2 separate regions of the Homo sapiens genome follow, and region 2 is linked to region 1. A link is an interaction called in ENCODE POLR2A ChIA-PET data of the cell type or tissue named here. Cell type or tissue: OCI-LY7. All regions are shown on one strand. Links, peaks and the distances in the headings refer to the core of each region. The heading gives the core; the rest is flanking DNA. Region 1 overlaps BFSP2 (beaded filament structural protein 2). Region 2 has its middle 10 kb from the start of BFSP2-AS1.

Region 1 (4,391 bases), core at 225-4,224:
TCCCTCATTGGCTGGTTCCTGCATCTGAGTCACAGCCCACCCCTGTGGCACATTATCCCTCTCTTACCACATTTAGTATAAATACTTTGTAGACAACGACAGTGTTTTCTTATTCTGGAAACTGGCTCCTCCATTCACAAGCATGGGTCAGTTGCTTAGAGTAAGTAATTCTAAGATTTGGTTTCCTCCCCCATAAAATGAAGATAATAATACTCCCTTCCTCCTGGGAGAATTAAATGAGCCAAGGTGTGTGAGACTCAGCGTATGTGTGACTCAGCAGATTGCCTGGCACAGAGTAAATATTGCATGAACGGTAGCCATTATCATCATTGTTATTTGTCTTTGTACAAAGCAGTTGTTCAATGAATGTCGAATGAATTTGATGGGTTTGTGCAGTCTGGCACTGATCCTGCTTTACTTTTCTGAAGTGCACAGGCAGTTGAATGAAGACTTCCATCTAGTGGCTTGATATATATATATGTATATATATACATATATATTTTTTTCCTTTGTTTTTCCTGTCCATAGTCATCTGAAAAGTCCTAGTCATTTGTACCATGATGGTGAGGACTTTATCTCTTTCTATAATACTACTCCTGTTTTCACTGCGGATGTAGTTATTAAAATAAATGAGCTGGTGGTGGTGGATGAGAGATTTGACCATCATTGTGTTAAAGGAAAGGCAAATACAAGCAGCGTTTTAAAAAAGGTTATCATTTGGGCCCAAGGGTACAATGAATGGTTTGTTTGGAGTAAAGATATTGGCATTCTGGCAGCTAGAGCTGCAGGTGTGGGGAGGAGGTGGGTAAGACTGAGCTCCTGGGAAATTAAACTCAGCTGGTGCAGTGGCAAGATGCAAGATTCCCTTGGAAACCCTTCCCACATTTATTTGACTTTCAAGTTTAGGATGGATGTTCAGCATAACTTGCTTCTAGCAATAAAGGAATGAGAAATAATTCTCAGTCCCTAGCACCCCAGTGATACTGCTCTTAATAACAAGGCCACCGTATTACCAAGCCCGGCAGATGCTTCTCTGTGCTCATATTGACCTGCTGGTTGCATTTGTCACAGATGTACTTTTCTGTCTCGGCTTCCATGACACCACTCTCTCTGGACTTCCTCCTACTTCATTGACCATTCTTTCTTATTATTCTCTGCTTCACCAGGTTTTTCTTCCTTATCTGACCTCTAAATGTTAAAGTTTTTCAAGATTGGGTCTTGGTGCTTCTTTTTTTTAATCACTAAATGGTCTGATCTATCCACACAGATTTAAATGGCATTGTATGTGCTAATGACTTTCACATTTAAATGTCTATCTCAGAACTTTCTGCTCAGCTCCACACTTGCATACTCACCCTCTCTTTGAGGTCTTCACTTGGCTATTTCTCAGACATCTCAAACTTAACATGTCCCCGAATGAAAATCTAGATAATTTTGGCCGGGTGCGGTGGCTCACGCCTGGAATCCCAGCACTTTGGGAGGCTGAGGTGGGTGGATTACCTGAGGTCAGTTGTTCCAGACCAGCCTGGCCAACATAGTGAAACCCCTGCCTCTACTAAAAATACAAAAAATTAGCTGGGCGTGGTTGCACGCACCTGTAATTCCAGCTATTTAGGAGGCTGAGGCAGGATCATGGCTTGAACCCAGGAGGCAGAGGTAGCAGTGAGCTGAGATCGCACCACTGCACTCCAGCCTGGGCAACAAGAGTGAAAATCCATTAAAAAAAAAAAAAAGAAAATCTAGATAATTTCCCCACAAATCTTCCCTTTCCCCACCACCCCTTGATCCTCTTCATCTCAGTAAACAACCCCAATGTCTACCCGGAAACCAAGGGATCATCTTGATCTCTCACTTTCTGTCATCTCCCACATCTCATTTATCACTGAGTCTAGTCAATTCTACCCCCACAATGTATCTCAAATCCATTTATTTCTCTCTACCTCTCTTGACATCACCCTAGTGCAAGTCCCCATCATGCTCTCCTATCCCATTATAATATCCCATTGTAATATCCTTCCAACTCCCTGATCTGTACCTCCCTCCTCCAATGCATTCTGCATCCTGCTTCCAGAGTGGGCTTTTTAAACTCTTAAAATCATATCATGTCACTCTGATTAAACTAAATTAAAACTCTTCAGAGGGGCTAGGTGTGGTGGTTCACGCCTATAAGCCCAGCACTTTGGGAGGACAGGGTGGGTGGATTGCTTGAGCCTAGAAGTTTGAGACCAGCCTGGGCAACATAGCAAAACCCTATCTCTCCAAAAAACAAAACAAAACAAAAAAACAGAATTTATCCAGGTGTCATGATGTGCACCCACAGTCCAGCTACTTGGGAGACTGATGTGGGAGGATCTCTTGAGGCCAGGAGGTCGAGGCTGCAGTGAGCTATGATTGCACCACTGCACTCCAGCCTGAGAGACAGAGTGAAAGTGAAAGCCCATCTCAGAACAAAAACAACACACAAAACAAAACAAAACTCTATAGAAGTGTCTCTTATACTTAGAGTAAAACCCAGTCTTCTGAAGTGGCCTTCAAGGCCCTGCATGCTTGTTACTCTTCCATTGCTCCAAAGGCTCCAGCCATGTGGGTCTTGGTCTTTCTGGACCATACCAGTCCCTCTCCTGCTCAAGGCCCTAGCACTTGCCGACTCCCCTGCCTGGCCCACTCCTCCCTTCCCCTTTGCATGAATAGCTCCCTCATTCTGGTCACCTTACTGCGAGCAGTGCTTCCCTTTACTCTGCCCCTTTCTGCTTTGTTAGTTTTCTTTAAAACACTTACCAAAGCTTGTATTATCAATTTTATGGTTTTTAAATTATTTTATCTGTATTTTCTGCTAGAATATAACCTCCTGGAAGTCAGGCACTGCCTTTCTGTCCTGTTTGTTGTTCCATCCCTAGCACAGTGTCTGGTACAGCAGGTATTAGTTGAATTAATGAGCCCAGCAGTAGTGCTACCTCTTTATGGAGAACCCAAGCAGGGAAGACCCAGTGCCTACCCTCAGGGAACAGCCAGGTTCTTACCTAGCTCCAACCTGAGAATCACCTTAAACATCTCTCTCTTCCTCATCCCCCAAGTCAAAAACCAACAATTCCCCAAGTAGATGTGCCCAAATCCATTCCCACTCCATTATCCAGCTTGGTTCAAGTCCTAATCATCTCTTTTCTGGTTTAACCTGATAGTTGTTACCTGGGGACAAAAACTAAGAAGCCCAAGCACAGTGAGTTAAGATTGCATCTGAGGCCGAGTGCAGGGGCTCACACCAGTGGCTCAGGGGATTACGAAGTATAATCCTAGCACTTTGGGAGGCCCAGGCAGACGGATCACCTGAGGTCAGGAGTTCGAGACCAGCCTGGCCAACATGGCAAAACCCAGTCTCTACTAAAAATACAAAAATTAGCCCGGCGTGGGTGTGCCTGTAATCCCAGCTACTCAGGAGGTTGAGGCAGGAGAATTGCTTGAACCTGGGAGGCGGAGGTTGCAGTGAGCCGAGATGGCGCCATTGCACTCTAGCCTGGGCAACAAGAGCAAAACTCCCTCAAAAAAAAAAAAAAAAAAAGATTGCATCTGAAAGTGAATTTAGGGGAAATGTCTTCAAGTAATGGAGAAGTCTAGCCATCTCTTGAGACAGTTCACTCACAAGCACAGTCACAGCCACTGGGTGTCCAAGGAGAATGAGAGACATCTGAGGGCTAAGGTTGGATTTCACTCTGGAAGCCACAATACACTTCTGAGCCTGTACTGTAAATAAACCCTGACTTCATCAGACTATGCTGTGGCTGGGAAGGAACGTCATTGTAGAGGGGCCAGATGAGCATGCAGTGAGAAGCTAGAACTGCTGGCCGGGGTTTATTTGCCATTGTTGGGCAAACAGGATCACCTTGGCCCCTAGAAGTCTGTCATGCTGAGGACAAAGTGTTTTAGGCTCCTCTTTCCCTGGAAGCCTCTCTGTCCCCCCAAGTTCTGATTCTGGGCCCACCTAGACTTCCACCTCCAGCAACCTCAGAAATACGAGGGCTTGCTTTGGATAGTAGGCATCAGTGCTGGTCACTAAAGAGGTTTAACCCCTACCATATATAGGGTTTAAACCCTACCATTTATAACACAGTCCTGGTTGTTTATGTCAGATGAGTTTGTTGTGAGACAGCCCTTTAGGGCTTAATTTTCTCCAGATGCCCCAACAAAATCAAATTTTGAGCCCCAGGCACATCCAGATACAGTGATTCTGACGGGGATCTATTTAGACAGCCAGCATCTCCTGCTGATATGGTTGGTTGTATCCCCACCCAAATCTCATCTTGAATTGTAGCTCCCATAATCCCCACGTGTTGTGGGAGGGACCTGGTGGGAGATAATTGAATCATTGAATCATGGGGGTAGGTTTTCCCGTGCTA
Region 2 (4,391 bases), core at 259-4,258, 59 kb before region 1:
TTGAGGATCCAGGAGTTTGAGGCTGCAGTGAGCTATGATCATGCCACTGCACTCCAGCCTGGATGACAGAGTGAGACCCTGTCTTTTAAACAAAATTTACTTTTATACTAAACAAGCACACATATACTGTATTGCAAGGTAAGAGTCAAGATTTGCAGGACTAAAGAAGATGGAACAGAAGACTTCAAAGAGATTATGAGTTCGTGGGGGGCTCCTCTGGACTATGAGCCTAGTCATCCAGGGTCTACTAAAGGACACTTACCGTCCTCTAGAATTAGGAGTTGGGTTTGTTGGTGGAAAAGTTGCAAAGCTCTGGAGCAAGTAAACTAGGGCACCAGGAAAATAACTCCCTGGCCCATATTGGCCTGTCGGTGCCTGAGACCTCTTTGAACTAAAAACCTTCTTCTTTACTAGAAAGTGATCTTCTGAGGGGATTTCACAAAGAATATCATTTATTTGTAACTTAGTAGGAGTGTATCAAAACACACTATGCTGGATTGTTCTATTGTCAACTTGGTTGAACTGGGAACTACATTTCCAGAATCCTCTTCCTTCCTTCCTTCCTTTCTCTCTCTCTCTCTTTTCTTTCTTTTTCTTTCTTTCTTTTCTTTCTTTCTTTTTCTTTCTTTTCTTTCTTTCTTTTTTTCCTTCGTTCCTTCCTTCCTTCCTTCCTTCCTTCCTTCCTTCCTTCCTTCCTTCCTTCCTTTCCTTCCTTCCTTCCTTCTTTCTTTCTTTCTTTTATTTATTTATTTTTTTTGAGACAGAGTCTCGCTCTGTCACCCAGGCTGGAGTGCAATGGCACAATCTTGGCTCACTGCAAGCTCCGCCTCCCGGGTTCACGCCATTCTCCTGCCTCAGCCTCCCGAGTAGCTGGGACTACAGGCGCCCGCCACCACACCCGGCTAATTTTTTGCATTTCTAGTAGAGACAGGGTTTCACTGTGTTAGCCAGGATGGTCTCGATCTCCTGACCTCGTGATCTGCTCGACTCGGCCTCCCAAAGTGCTGGGATTACAGACGTGAGCCACTGTGCCCGGCCTCTTTCTTTCTTCCTTCCTTCCTTCCTTCCTTCCCTTCCCTTCCCTTCCCTTCCCTTCCCTTCCTTCCTTCCTTCCTTCCTTCCTTCCTTCCTTCCTTCCTTCCTTCCTTCCTTCCTTCCTTTCTTTCTTTCTTTCTTTCTTTCTTTCTTTCTTTCTTTCTTTCTTTCTTTCTTTCACAGAGTCTTGCTCTTATTTCCAGGTTGGAGTGCAATGGCACGATCTCAGCTCACTGCAACCTCCACCTCCCCGGTTCAAGCGACTCTCCTGCCTCAGCCTCCTGAGAAGCTGGGATTACAGGTGCCCACCACCATGCCCAGCTAATTTTTGTATTATATATATATATTTTAAGTAGAGATGGGGTTTCACTATGTTGGTCAGGCTGATCTCAAACTGCTGACCTCAGGTGATCTGCCCACTTCAGCCTCCCAAAGTGCTGGGATTACAAGCATGAGCCACTGCACCCGGCCCAGAATCCTCTTTCTTAGTGGTCTCAGATTAGAGTTCGCTAAAAGAGTAATTTGCACAAAATTTGGGAGGTGGAGGAGAAGCTGCAGCCACTCCTCTCAGAAGGTCATTGTGGTTAGGTGCAGTGGCAGATGCAGAAGTGCCCAGTGGGTTCCAGCTTGTCCTTGCCCTCCACACTCTGTGACCAGCTTTCCTATCAAGTGCTGGCCCCGATGACCAGCAGCAGCCCCAGCCTTATCAGCTGATGCTTGGTGTGGACCCATAGCCAATGCAGGCAGGTGCTTTTTGTAGACTTCTCTAACAGCTTCTTGAATTTGACAGTGGGATCTACTTCTCAGATCCAGATGGATGACTCTCTGATCTCACTTCTTTCCAACCTTCACTTCCCAGCTCCCCCCATCATTGTGTAAGGTCTAATTCCAAATCCCTCATCCTAGAGCTCTTTGTTTTTTTATTTTTTTAGACGGAGTTTCACTCCTGTTGTCCAGGCTGGTGTGCAATGGCATGATCTCAGCTCACTGCAACCTCCGCCTCCCAGGTTCAAGTGATTCTCCTGCCTCAGCCTCCTGAGTAGCTGGGATTACAGGCGTCTGCCAACACACCCAGCTAATTTTTTGTATTTTTAGTAGAGAGAGAGTTTCACCACGTTAGCCAGGCTGGTTTCGAGCTCCTGACCTCAGGTGATCCGCCCACCTCAGCCTGCCAAAGTGCTGGGATTATAGGCATGAGCCACAGCGCCTGGCCCCTTATCCCAGAGCTCTTTGTAGTTCTGCTTCTCTGATCGAACTTGGATTGATAGACATAATTTCCTTTTGATGCTTCACTCAACCCAGAGGAAAGAGAAGATTTGATAGAAAATAAAAAGAGGTAATTTTAAAGCTGTGGCAGTGTTTGAGAAGGTGAGCCTGGCTAGGACACGGCAGTGGGAAGTTGTATGCCCAGAGAGCAGTGAGGACCAACAGGTGGTGGCAATATCGAAATGGCATGGAGAAGCGAAAGAATATCAAAGGAAAAATGGTGTCTGCTTCCTGCCTCCACCAGGACCTGCCTCTGAGGACAGCTCTCATTCTCTTCTCGCTGTCAAGATGGTTCGTTGAACAATGACATGTCACAGTTGATGCTTTCAGCCCCAAGAGAGAAACAGAGTCAGAGAAAAAGTACAAAGGCAGGAGCAGTGGAAAATAAAACACCAGGCAAGAAGAAAATCACACATGGACTTATTAATCTAGACAGGACTTTAGAGAATTTCTCTTGTCACATGACTATAGAACCTCATCTTGTTTTATCGTCTTCCTATTTGGGACCATAGAAGAAAGAGTAATAAATAAAGAAATCTCTCCTTTTTTTTTTTTTGTTAAAACAATTACCAAGAATATTGCCTATTCCATTGTGCATGATCCTATATATAAGGATTCATGTAAAAATTGTCCTTTCAGAGTTCAAAGGTGGGAAGAAATGAGTCTTCCAACACTTTGGAACACAGTCATTTATAAGGCAAAAAGAAGTATGACATCTCTTTCATTTTATTCTCTGCCCTAGCTACCAGGAAACCTAGAGATATGTTTTCTGCTCAGATGAAGGAATATTCTTTAGCTCAAGCTGATATTATCATTCCGTACTCCATTCCTTTGAGAGTCTCAAACATCCTTGGACAAGTCTCTTTGTGGCTGCCTAAGGCAACTTTGTCTTTAATGAATTAGCTAAAGGTCCTGCCGCTTGCCTTCCCTTTTTGTTTTAGAGACACCCTAGAGAGGAAATATTTTATTTCTGATACTTGACATCATTCCTTTCCATTTCACCCAAGAAATCAAAAGGTTTTTGACCAAGAAGAAAATAAATGAGAAGGCAGAGGCCACGTTTCCAATTTGAACATAAATAAAATTATGCTTGCACATGGGCACAAAAAATGAGATTATTTTTGGTATGAGATACAACTAAGATATGGATCACCTTCAGGATTTTTTTTTGCGTTGAACTGTTAGAAAAAGCCTCGTAGTTTGTTTCTAAACAGTCAATAAAGAGCTTTCACAGTCATATGATGAATTTTCTTATAGGTTACCATAGAGACTATGAAAGTATAAAAACGGCTTTCCAATTGAATCATATATGGGTGATCTTATTCTTTTCCAATTTTTTGAAAATGTAGTTATATTGTTTGTAATCAAAATTAAATTTATAAAGAAAACATTGTTGTGACAACAAACTGAATTACCACTTGTAAGGTTGAAGTCCATAAATTTAATCTTAACAGTTCTGTCCTCAGGCTACAGAAAAGTGGGTTAAAATCAACATGTAGAATTTAACCTGAAGCCCTGAATAGAATTCAAACTGGTTCCAGATACCGTGAACACAATGTCAAGGAGAATTCACTCTTCACTTTGTTAGAGAGATGAAAGACTTAGATAACACCGCCCAGTTTAACTGTCAGTAAAATGGCAGGAAATGTGTAGTAACTATGTAAACATATTATAGCAAACCCAAATACCTGCCACAGCACACACACTATGTACACACACCAGCATACACACACAGTATAAGCACCATGAAAACGAGGACTTTTTCTATTTTGTGGTATCACCAGAGCCCAAAAACTGTCTTACAGTAGTAGGTACTCAAATATATGTTGAATAAATGATTAGAACGCAAAAGGCATACAAAGATACCAGTACAGAAGAACATAACTCTCTAACAAGGGCACGTTTTCCACAAATGCTTTGCACTATAAGAACACATAGAACAGGCCGGGCACGGTGGCTCATGCCTGTAATCCCAGCACTTTGGGAGGGCGAGGCAGGTGGGTCACCTGAGGTCAGGAGTCCGAGACCAGCTTGGCCAACATGGCGAAACCCTGTCTCTACTCAAAAATACAAAAATTAGCTGGGCGTGG

What was found. Peaks named below come from ENCODE experiments on the same cell type or tissue, not always from the same donor. Only the 100,000 strongest peaks of a DNase experiment are listed, where the experiment ranks them.
Region 2: POLR2A ChIA-PET joins it to region 1 with 7 read pairs; 7 of 35 experiments call an interaction of 5 or more read pairs at or near these places.

Annotation. Positions count from the first base shown.
Region 1 is chr3:133,440,205-133,444,595 of GRCh38, reverse strand. The region is part of intron 1 of BFSP2 (beaded filament structural protein 2); the gene reads right to left. All of the region lies in intron 2 of BFSP2-AS1 (BFSP2 antisense RNA 1), which reads left to right. Among named protein-coding and RNA genes, the nearest start is that of BFSP2, 42 kb to the right of the region's middle. RefSeq lists an enhancer at 2,359-2,638. In OCI-LY7, for the core only: CTCF peaks have their summits at 262 and 461 (motif pointing left); DNase peaks (open chromatin) are centred at 415, 1,045 and 2,432; H3K4me3 peaks cover 792 bases; H3K27ac peaks cover 1,008 bases.
Region 2 is chr3:133,498,953-133,503,343 of GRCh38, reverse strand. No RefSeq gene overlaps it. Among named protein-coding and RNA genes, the nearest start is that of BFSP2-AS1, 10 kb to the right of the region's middle. In OCI-LY7, for the core only: no CTCF peak of the experiment used is centred there; no DNase peak of the experiment used is centred there.